Linked DNA regions of Mus musculus: all the other regions are linked to region 2. A link is a loop called in an ENCODE intact Hi-C map of the cell type or tissue named here. Cell type or tissue: heart. All regions are shown on one strand.

Region 1 (4,000 bases), 130 kb after region 2:
TTTTACATTTCATTATTACCTCCACTAAGTTCTGAGCGTCCCACTATCTCCAGACATGTTTGAGATAGATGTCAAATGCTTGCTTATTATAGGAAAGGACACAATCGAGATGCGATATGGTGGATGGAGAATACAACCTGTCACAACTGGTGGTGGAGGCTGCTCTGCTCTGTCTTTGCTTAGATTATGGACTGACTTAGAGGAGAATCCATGACTTGGGTTATAATTATTCTCCATCAGAAGCCCACAAACTTTTGCCCATGGGTTAAATATAGCCTAGGTCGTATTTCTATAAGTAAATACGAATTCAGAAAAAGCCAAATGCACTCATCTACATATCATGTATGCTTGCTTTTGTGCTACCTAGCACAACTGAATCGTGGCAACAGATTCAACAAACTATGTGGTTGTGAAGGGCTATTTGTTCTGTAACCCTTTACAGGGAAAGTTTGTTGATCTCTATTTGAACATGTGTAACATGCAGTTATTTAGACCCATCTGAGTGTTTGATTCTGAAGGAGGGCCAAGTACCTGCAAATAATATGTAAATGTTGAGGTTCATGTGCTCTTGGCGTCTATACAAGTGCTTCGGCCCACATGACGCATCCCCAAAGAGTTCCTTATTTTGAGTTGTCTTAGGTGGCTCCTGAACCTTACTGTGACTTGCTTCTAGTAAAACTCTATCCCCCTCATTTTTTTTAATTCTCTCTTGCCATTGAGTTTCAATAAATGACATCATGATTTTTTTTGTAACCACAGAGTGCTTTCTCCCTGCTAGTTAATTTTCTCAAACACCCACAATCTTACCTCCAACACCATGCCAAACGTTTTTGTGTTTACGTGCTGTTGTGATCTCCGAGATATTAATCATGTGTCACCTTTCACAGTTCTATCTTCACTACATTCTATGATATTTTTATATTAGTGGTTGAAATTGGGAGACCTTCTCCATCTCACTTGGCTTAAAATGGTTGCACACTCTATTTCTCCACCATTCGTGGAGTCACTATTCTTGTACAAGTTTTCACTGTATTATACCTGAACTTTATTTATTTAGCTTTTTTTCCAGTGCAAGAGCCTGAAATGGGGGCACTGTGCATGCTAGGTAAGTGTTCTTCCACCAGCCTACCCACATAGTCTTCATTTCCGTATTATCTAAAGAACTGTTTAGAGTTGTCTCACTTTTCCCACAGTCTTAATCTTGAGTAGTTGCTACTTTCATCATGTTATATAGCTGCTCAGAACATTGGCTGCTTATTCTACCCTTCCTGTAAAATAAACGGCTTCTGACCTAGCAATCATTGAAACTGTGGCTCTATCTCTCCTGTCTTCCTTGTTTTGCACCTCTCTCAGATCTTGCCTGTGTTGTCTTCTGCTACCTTATGTCTCTTTATCCTTTCCAGGTCAACAATCATTATATCTGCCAACACCTACATCATACATGTTCTGATGAATATTTATAGGAACATTTTATCCCAACTTTATCCTCTAAGCTCTTAAGGCATTTACATTTAATTATATATTGTCTTAAAATGGGGTTTGATGTGGGTTAGTCTTATTTCCTCCTCATTAAATAAGTATATTCTCCTATCCTATCTCCACAGCCAACTGTAGATTATATTAAATCATATAGAATGAACATGGCAGGGGGTCCTTCTCTTTGCATTTTCAATGTATAATATTCAGTGCAGCCTATCTGATAAAATTATTCTCTGTGTATAGCTGAGATACTGGGGTTTAAAAGTTAAATTATCTGTCCCAGTAAAAAAATGAGTATGAATGACTTCACAGGAATCAGAGCTGGCATTGGGTTGACAAACGCTGGACTCATACTCTTTCTAGGATAGAGTCACAGGTGATGCACACCACCAGCAAAAGAAATCACTTTAGTTTGATATTGCACGAAATAAGTATTTTCTTACAGTCATTATGAACAGCTCTCCCTTTAACAACCACAGAAACAACAAGACTAAATAAATGGGAAGACAACCAAGGAAAAGTTTATGGATGGTTTTCTATGGATATACTCAGGATCTCAAAGCTGTTGTTTTCCCTTCCATCAAGAGCCATTAGCATGCAATCATTAATGGAGATATTTAAGAGATTCCCTCCTTGTTTCCCGTCGACTGAGGGAAATAAGGAAGGCATTTTTCTGTCATCAACATGCACACTGAACTAGAAATCCATGTAGAATATAAACCAAATTACGCCCTTGTATTGACACATTAGCTCCCAGCACTGATGGTGTGCAGGTGTGAGAGCGGCAGGGAGGAAAATTAGATAATCTGATGGCAATTTGCTAATTTACAAGTGGAGAGGAGGTGTTCTGGCTTTTCTTCACTCACATTTCCTCACTTGGCCAAGTACAAGGCAACAGCTCCAGCAGCCAAGGTGATGATCTTGGTGTACTTCCAAGATCTGTCAGGCCTGCCCATCAGCCCTCCACCTTTCCTGCAGGCAGCTACTTGTACTGGCTCTTTGAGCAGCGCAAGGGAGCCAAGGCTTATCAAGAAGTGTGGGGAATGAACAGTTCTTATTTCTGTCAGAAGCACATTCTATTGAGACCATTAGGGAGAATAGATAGGATGTATCATAGTAGGTGACTTCCCAAAGCAGCTTAGTCACTTCAGGCTGAAGGTAGTAGCTTGGTTAGGCCCGAAATAGAGTTAGTTACTTTAAATATCTTTGAAAATAACAATTCCTCTGATGCCATTTATTGTACTTTCCCTTAAGTCTGAAGCATTCATCCTGGTTTTCATGACTGAACAGAAAGAACAAATACTCTAATTTATAACGGATTTCACTGCTGGTAATAATTTAGAAATTAGGTGGTCTCTTAGGGTTTCTACCGCTTTGAATAGATGCCATGACTATGACAACTCTTATAAAAGGAAACATTTAATTGGGGCTGGCTTACAGTTCAGAGGTTTCATTCATTATCATCATAGTGGGAAGCATGGTGGCATGCAGGCAGACATGTGCTGGAGAGGTAGCTGAGGGTTCTACATCTGGATTGGTAAGCCACAGGGAGAAAGAGTGAGCCACTAGGCCTGGCTTGAGCTTCTGAAACTTCAAAGCCCACACCCTAGTGACATACTTCCTCCAACAAGGCCACACCTATGCCAACAACGCCACTCCCTATGAGTCTGCGGAAGTACTTTGATTCAAACTACTACAAGTGACTTTCAAATGTGGAGGATTGTTATATATAAAGAATGATTTGGGGAAAATGAATGAATAGAATCGTATGCTAGTAAATCATTTTTACTTGGAAGAGATTAAAGATTGTGGATTTCTGGAGAAATGGCTCAGCAGTTAGCCACACTTATTGCTCTTGGAGAAGACCTGGGTTTGGTTCCCAGCATACACATGATTGCTTCTCAACTGTTTATAACTCCAGTTTCAGGGGATCTTATGTCTTTTTTTGGTTCTCAAGCACTGTATACACATAATGCACTGTTATACAAGCAAGCAATACACTCATACATATAAAATAAAAATAAATAGCTGAGAGAGAGAGGGAGAAAGAGAGACAGAGAGAAATTAGGCCAAAAATGATGGTACAGTCTGATGCACCAGCACCAGGGAGGCAGAGGCAGGAGAGTTTTCTTTAAATTATCTATCTATCTATCTATCTATCTATCTATCTATCCACCCATCTACCTGATGTATATGAGTACTCTAACCGATGTATATGAGTACTCTATCTACATGCATACCTGCATGCCAGAAGAGGGCATGAGATCATATTAGAGATGGTTGTGAGGCCTGCTGTGGTTGCTGGGTGTAGTGGCTATTCCTGGTTGTCCAGCTGACTATATCTGGAATGAACTACAATCCAAATTTGGAAGGTTCACCAGTGATCCTAATCTGGAGGCTGGGAGATACAAGTTTCTGACCTGGATCTAGGCACGGAGATCTTGAGGCATAGTGGCTATGAATTCCAGAAGATTAAGACTGGGATTAAATTAATATCATCTGGGATTAAAGGCATGGTGCC
Region 2 (4,000 bases):
GTTATATTAAACTCTGAACGTACCCCGGGGTGTGTGGTACACAACTTTAATCCCAGAATTGCAGAGGCAGTCTGGTCTACAGAGGAAATACTAGGACACAAGGACTGTTACAGAGAAACCTTGTCTTTGAAAACAACGCAAAACACAACAGAACAAAAACCAAACAAAATAGCTTGTAGGGAGCCGGGGCAGTGGCTCAGTGGATAAAGTATTTGGCATTTAAGCATGAAGACCTGAGTTCAGACCACCAACTCCTACACAGCTGAGTTTGTTTTTAGGCATAGTGGTGCATATCTGTAATCTCAATACTCAGAAGGCAGAGGCAGGTGGGTATCTATGAGTTTGAGTCTAGCCTTCTTCATAGAGCAAATTCCAGGCCAGCCAGTGCTATACAGTGAAACCTTTTTTTTTTTCAAAAACAACAACAACAACAACAACAAAAAACCAAATGATTAACTGCTGGGTATATGGTGTACGTCTATCATTTCAGTGCTGAGAGGTCGGAGGCAGGAGGATCCCTGGAGCTCACTGGCCAACCAGTTTATCTAATCTATGAGATCCAGGTTCAGTGATAACCTGAAACACAAATATGATGAAAAAAAAAACAGTAAAAAGACATGCAACTCCAACCTCTGGTCTTCACACGTGCATGTGCATGTGCGTGTGTGTGTGTGTGTGCGTGTGCACAAACATAAGATACATACTCCCGTGTGTCCTTGACATGAATGGGACTTAGAATTATAGCTCAGTTGCCACAGTAGCTTGCCTAGTATTAAGAAGCCCTGGTTCCAATCCCCAGCACTGCATAAACCCAGTGTGGTAGTATACATCTATAATCTCACAGAGAGGGGAGACAGGCAGATCAGAAGTTCAAGGTCACTCCTGACTATATAGTAAATTTGAGGGTTGGGCCAGCCTATATGCGACCTAGTCTCAAAAACAAAAACAAAACATAAAAAAAATTAAAATAAAACTGAAAAAAAAAGTTACATTTATTCAACTGGAAACTGGCACTTTGTGTTTGGCACCTTCAGCTCTGTTCAGTGAGAAGCAGGTTATCTTTCTGTTCAGTGGGAAGCAGGCTATCTTTCATACAGTACTTGCTTTGGGCTCCAGACCCTGTGTGCCAGCTATTCTAGAATCCTTACAGCTCCCCATTTCACCACAAAGATTCTGGCCTATGTTGTACCTTCTTTCTTCTTTCAGATGTTATCTTTTTATGCCTCTGACACCATGAATACTAACTCCTCTATCTTTTAGGATGTCCTTCTCCAGGAATCACATTCTTTTTTTTTTTTTTTTTCTGCGGCAAAGCTTTATTGCTTACTCAGGAGCAAGAGAGGAAGAGCGTGGCAGAGAGAGGCAGAGAGGGAGAGAGAGAGACGCAGAGAGAGAGAGAGGCAGAGAGCAGAGGAAGAGAGCGGAGGAAAAGACGAAGAGAAAGAGACTAAGAGAAGAAGAGACGAAGAGAGGAAGAAACGAAGAGCCACATTCTTTATAAACTTTTCCCTCTTTCTAGATCTAGTCAAGAACTCCATCCTGTGTGATAGTATGGCTTCTGAAACTTCTATCACCAAATCCCCTATAAACCCTCTATTTAATATAATTATCACCCCCCTTTCTAAACCCCGGGACTTGTATGTGCCTGCCAAGCCTCTTACGAAGAAGCAATACCTCAACCTCCTCCTCAGCCTTTGGAGGATGCTGCCATATCTTCTCTGAGTTTTATTTAAACACTATGTAGTATCAGATATATAGTAAGTGCTTAATGTATAATTGTAAAATTTTGATGGATATGATGTTGATGAAGACGCATTTTGGGTTTTCTTTCTTTCTTTTTTTTAATCTAGCAATTGGGTTTGCACACTTGGACTCAATTGCATTTAGTCCAGAGTATGGCATAAATATCGAAGCTCTCAAACCCAGCGATTGAGAGCATTGGCCAGGCCATGGGTTCTGGCTGATCTCTGCTCACTTCTCGGGCTCATCATAGTCCAGCTGTGTGATGTAAAAACCACAATTTTTTTTTTCAAAACTTAGTTGCTTCATCTTTAAAATAGGCAATGCACTCGCCACCTCATTGGGTTGCCTTGATGACAAAATGAGCTCATAGGAAAGGCATGTGACACCATGCTTAGCAAGTAAAAAAGAACTGGTGAGGGCCTACTGTTTTATTATTGTCACAGTTCCCAAAGTTCCATTGAAAATCAGAGACACAAATATCTCCATGTTCAAAGGCTAGGAAAAGAAACAGAATGCCCATATATCAGGCCTTTGCACTTTCCTGCCACCTTCCAGGCCACAGTCCCTCTACTCTGGTTCCACTCTCCTCCAGATTAGAGCAGACATTCAGACAGTTGCCTGATAAAGGGAGGTTCTGACACTTCAAAGGCAGGCAGTGACTTGCCTGGCAGGCAACAGGCAACTTGGCAGAAGGCTCGGGAACAGATTTTTGGAGTTAAGTGTTCAGGGTTACCTCCTCTCACCCCAGCAACAAAGGAAGAAGGCTGGGCACGTTCAGAGGAAAGATGTCAGGTAACTCCACATCTCATGATGGGAAAGGAACAAATAAGACTTCTCCCTGGGAAAGTCTTCTATTCAGAAAGCAAAGGACATGTCTTCACGAAAGAATGTGTTTTTCAGGCAAGTTAAGTTTGAGGTCTTTGGGGGTGGGGTGGGCCTGAATTGCTTCTGGATATATTTTTTGTAATTTGTATCAGGTGTGAGTTAGTGCTGCAGTTGCCCAAAATAACAGCCAGTAAGCAGGTCTAAGATTTACTGAGCAGGCACTGTGGGTTACTAAGATTTTATAGACAATCATTGGCTGGAACACCAGTCCCATTTCAGGGGTCTCCATAATCACCTGAGAGAGGAGGGCAGGTACATGAGTTTGTCACTGCCCTGTGGCTAGAATGCATAGGGCTGAGGCCAGAAACCAGATCTGCTCTAACCACTGACTGTAAGATGGACTGTATGTTAGGAAAAAAAATCTCTAACTCCAATAGGAGTAGAGGAGAGAAAGAAGTAATTGTGTTGTGTAAACTAGTTTTCATTAAACACAAATCCTAGCTATGGGGTGCTGTAGACGAGTTTTACCTACAGAAAGGTAGCTCATTTCTCTTTTAACAGTTTATAGTCTTTCATAGCTTGGCTGTAGTGGTTCTCAAATGAGTACAGGTTTTGTTCCATGAGGGACAACTGGCACTGTATGGAAAACATTTCCAGTCATTACTCATGGAGGTTACTACTACCATCTAGCGAGTGGAGGTCAAGACACTGCTAAACACCTAAGAATGCGTAGGAGAGTTCCCCAAGAAAGACTTCTCCAGCTTGAAATGTCAAATGTGCTAAGGTTGCTTTAGCAGGCAGAGATCTTTGCTTATTTTCTATTCTTGGTTGTGAGCCAAATATATCACTCTCAAAATAGGTCAAGATAAAAACCAACCTAAGAGGGCCTCTTGTCTGCACAGGAAAGGAGGTGAATTTCAAACCCCTCTTCCAGTCATCATTTTCTCATCTTATTTGATTTTTATATTCAATGCAATCAAAACCTTTAAAACCAAATCACTCCTAACTTCTAGAACCCTCACAGGCATGCCATTAGAAAAATCAAGATCGGATGATTTAGACAGGTTCGCTCAATTAATTAGTACGTTTGGAAGAAGTTACATGATAAGGGAAGGACAAAAGTGATGTATGTGGCCATAAAGCTAAGCTTTGCTATCAGGTATGTGGTTTTGGGGGTACTGGTTCCATTTCTACCACTCCTTGTCCACAAGAAACTAAAGGGTATCCCCCTCACTGAGAATATGATTAAAGAATCAGTTTTAAGATTTTACCCTCTCCTATATGAGGATGGTGGATATATATATATATATATATATATATATATATATATATATATCCTGTTACTTCTCATGTGTCCTAGAAAAGTGGAAGCCATCATGCTGTGAAGGTTAGCTTTTTGTGTCAACTCAAACTGAGCTTCAGGGTGTCCACA
Region 3 (4,000 bases), 120 kb after region 2:
GCTTGCAGACAGGGGCCTGATTTAGCTGTCTCCTGCAAGGCTCTGCCAGTACCTGGTAAATACAGAAGTGGATGCTCACAGTCATCCATTGGATGGAGCACAAGGTCCCCAATGAAGGAGACAGAAGACTACCCAGGGATCTGAAGGGGACTGAAGCCCCATAGGAGGAACATCAATATGAACTAACCATTTCCCCGAGAGCAACTTGGAACTATACCACCAATCAAAGAAAACACATGGTGGAACTTGTGCCTCTAGCTGTATATGTAGTAGAGGATGGCCTAGTCTATCATCAATGGGAGGAGAGGCCCTTGGTCCTGTGAAGTTTCTAAGCCCCAGTATAAGGGAATGCCAGGACCAGGAATGGGAGTGGGTGGGTTGGAAATCAGGGGGAGGGGGGAGAGGATAGGGGATTTTTGGAGGGGAAACTAGGAAAGGGAATTTGAAATGCAAATAAAGAAAATATCTGATTAAAAAAAAAAGAAAAAGAAAAGTAAAATTCAGTGCCATTAGGTGTACTTGTACATTGAACACCACTGCTGTCCCTTTTCAGAACTTTGTCATCACCCCCAACAAATATTCGGTGCTCAGTGACTTCCCATGATCCTCTATTACAGTTCCTTGGGACTTTTGCTCCACTTCCTGATTTTTTTATGAATATGGCCATTCTAGGAACTTCCTGTGACTATAATCATACAATATTTGCCGGTCTCTGCTGAGCTTATTTTACTTAGAACATTCTTTCAACACTTAACTGACATCAAAGTATTTATTGAGATTTCACCACATTTTATGGAAGAATAATATTTCCCTGTATCGTAATACCATATATTACCTATTTGTGTCTATCAATATTTGGGTTGTTCCCCCTTTTAGCTATTGTGGATAATGATATGCGTATCTTATTTGAATTATCAATTTCTGGACAAATGTGCAGCTTGGCTCTTCAGATTTCTCATACTTATCTAGAGATAATGTCCAGCTCACTCTACAATAGTAACCTATCCAAATCCACCATGTGGGTTTGCTTTCCTTCATCTGCTTGCTTTTAAGTGAACCTTTTATTTTTCCTTGACGATTCTGTGTGGAACTGAATTCCCAAACTTTCTATCTCATAGACTTTCAGGTGGCTTAGCCAATATGAGGCACTAGAGCCACAGGAAAAACCCACTGGAATCTGAGTTCTGCTGGGCAACCAGTGCTCCTAGGCTCCCCCCACCAGCCCTCTACACAGAGCAGGTACAAACTTAACTACTGCTGATAAACTCTGGGTTACCTCATGTTTTGGGATTTGCGATATTTAACTTTTTTATGACTGTGTTGTTCTTGTCTGGAAGACCACTGATAACTGTCCTACTAGTAAGAGAAAACAGGAAAATGTGTTAGCGCATAGAAGGTGTGCAACAACTTCCACTTGCCTAGAATCCATCACCCACCCACCTGACAGAACAATTCTCTGAGATGCTGTATCACACTCTCTTGTAGTATGCTATAGCTGTGTGAATAAATTCTGGCTAAAGTGAAAAAATGAAATTTCTAATTCTTTTTCAAAAGCCAGCAGCCCTATAGGTTCTCAGTAGCTCCATGCTGGAACATGCAAACAAAGACCATATTTCAGGGTGGGTAGGACCAATTCAAACAGGGGCCCAAGTCCTGGAGAACTCTGTGCCATTCAGCTGTCACTCAACCTCTCTTCTGCCTATAGCTGCAGTTTTACATGAGCATCAAGTTGAACTTTCCCTTTCCTAAGTTGTTACTAATTTGAGACTGTTAATTGCAGCCAAGGCAAATCCTGACCGACTCAGGATCCAAATCCTGAGCTCTCTTTTGTCCTTGACTACTGATGAATCTCTATGTACTTTTCCTTAATTAAAGCAAAGCATTCCATCATTTGATCCTATCCTAAGTTTTGATCTCTTCCTGTTTATGCATATTACTGACCTATTCCCCTCTACAATGCTTTAGAAAAAAAACTTTATCTCATTTAACAGTGTCTGCTTTGTCAATTAAGTTTGCTCTGAAAGGGAAGAGGGGTAAAATTGAAGCTGATATCCAACCTAGAAAATGATTAAAGTCTGGACATTAGAGAATTTTTAATTAAAAGCCTGGGAACATTGTTCCTTGGGTATTAATAAAGTCAGTAAAATGGAGAACCAGTATGACCTAACATCACACGGCAGGCTGTTAGTGTCCTGGTCTGATAGTTCCTCTTTATGAAGCTGATGGACTGTAACTTCACCTAATGATTCCAAGCACAGATAAATCTTGCCTATGCTTTACCCTAGTGGGCATCAATTAGAAATATGGACTTGTAGAATGGTGGTTCCCACACTTTATTGTGTGTGAAAATCATTTGGGGGAACTTTTCTGAAATAAAGAAGATTCATATCCTTTTGTACATCACTTAGTTGGACTGGAGTTCAGGGCTAAGAACTCTCTGTTGACAAGAACCCCTGGTACCTCTTAAGCATATGGTCTGTGGATCACTCTATAAAAGATGCTGAATCTAGAAAACTTGTAAGACAGCCACAAGTGAAAAACCTGTCACCAGCTAAGGGTAGGATAAAAGAACCTTAATTGATGTCTCCTACGTGTCAAAGGATATCCACATATTCAGACAGTATCTCACTTTATGCTTTTAATAAACCTGGGTACTATTGTTTTATAGTGAGTAACCAGACACCTACTTGCTTAAAGTTACAAGACAGCTTGCAAGGCATAGGAGAGTGTATTTAATACTCTATTTCTCCAGTTTCATGTGGTTTATCAGGCTATGCACTCCTAGACATTGACCTATATAGAAAACATCAGGGGCCATCTGCCTGTAGTTTCTTGTTGGGTTGAGTTCATTATTGTGCAATATGGGTAGATAGTAGGAGGAAGAGGAAGTAAGAAGGAGGTTAGGTTATTCCTCTCCTCCTATTACCTATACAAGCAGGATGGGCCCTTGTGAAATCTTTTCTTGTTGGCTCTCTCTACATTTATGTCTTTTTCCATGTTCCTGTAACTACTCCATTTTGCAGTAGTGATATTTGACATTGTATTTCCTGTCAAAATAGGTTGAAGTAGTATGCAAATCCTTTTCTTTTCCCTACTGTCCATCTAGGATGTTGTAACTGTAGTTGTTTCTTCATGGAGTTTGTGGTTTGAATGAAAGTGGCCCCATAGGTTCATGTATTTGAATGTTTGGTCCCCAGTTGCTGGAACTGGTTTTGAAGGATTAGGATGTGTGGTTTTCTTGGAGGTGTGTCACAGTGTGGTGGGTTTTGAGGTGTTAAAAGATCATGGCATTCCCAGAGCTCTGCTGGAACAGTTAGCCTTTTGCTCTGCTTTGTGCTGGTGGACAAGATGTAAGCTTTCAACTACTGTTTTCCATTCCATGGCTCCCTGCCTGCTACCATGCTCCCTGTCAGGATGGTAATGGACTCTAACTCGTCAGAACCATGGCCCCCAACTTAAATGTTTTCTTTTATAAATTGCCTTGCTTATCACGCTTTGTTATGGTAATAGAAATCTAACTAAGACAGAGTTCTCCAAATCATTCCCCTGATGTGTTCTACCTGGGTCCTTGTCAAGACATTGACTGACGAGGCTGCTTGGCTTTGAGCTTTATTCTTTCTATTGTTTCGCTCAACTCTCTTTTTTTCTCTTACAATGCTTAATTTTGATAGGATCAGAGTATTAGTCAGGCTTGCAGAACTTTTGGAATGTATCTATATAAAGGGGGTTGTTAGAATGTTTAATAGGCTGGGGTCTTCTGCCTATGAATGGACAGTCCAAGAGTCTAGTAGTTGTTCAGTCCAAGAGGTTGGATGTCTCAGCTAGGCTTCAGTATATGCTAGAATATCAGAGAAACAGACTCTAATGCTAGCGAAGGAACAAACTTGCTGTAAAGGATGACAGCAAGCAGGCAAAGAGAGAGAGGCTCCCCTTTTCCCATGCCCTTTATGTAAGAAGGTGTGATCCATATTAAAGGTGGAGCTTCCTATCTCAAAATATC

The links. Peaks named below come from ENCODE experiments on the same cell type or tissue, not always from the same donor. Only the 100,000 strongest peaks of a DNase experiment are listed, where the experiment ranks them.
Region 1: it touches region 2 in a loop (2.2-fold over the local background); 4 of 42 quality-filtered maps call a loop at or near these places.
Region 3: a loop joins it to region 2, with 2.2 times the contacts of the local background. A loop is called at or near these places in 4 of 42 quality-filtered maps.

The regions. Positions count from the first base shown.
Region 1 is chr15:53,590,370-53,594,369 of GRCm38, forward strand. All of the region lies in intron 4 of Samd12 (sterile alpha motif domain containing 12), which reads right to left. Among named protein-coding and RNA genes, the nearest start is that of Gm23200, 21 kb to the right of the region's middle. In heart, no CTCF peak of the experiment used is centred here; a DNase peak (open chromatin) is centred at 2,422.
Region 2 is chr15:53,465,201-53,469,200 of GRCm38, forward strand. All of the region lies in intron 4 of Samd12 (sterile alpha motif domain containing 12), which reads right to left. Among named protein-coding and RNA genes, the nearest start is that of Ext1, 120 kb to the left of the region's middle. In heart, no CTCF peak of the experiment used is centred here; a DNase peak (open chromatin) is centred at 2,391; H3K4me3 peaks cover 477 bases; H3K27ac peaks cover 2,299 bases.
Region 3 is chr15:53,583,114-53,587,113 of GRCm38, forward strand. All of the region lies in intron 4 of Samd12 (sterile alpha motif domain containing 12), which reads right to left. Among named protein-coding and RNA genes, the nearest start is that of Gm23200, 28 kb to the right of the region's middle. In heart, no CTCF peak of the experiment used is centred here; no DNase peak of the experiment used is centred here.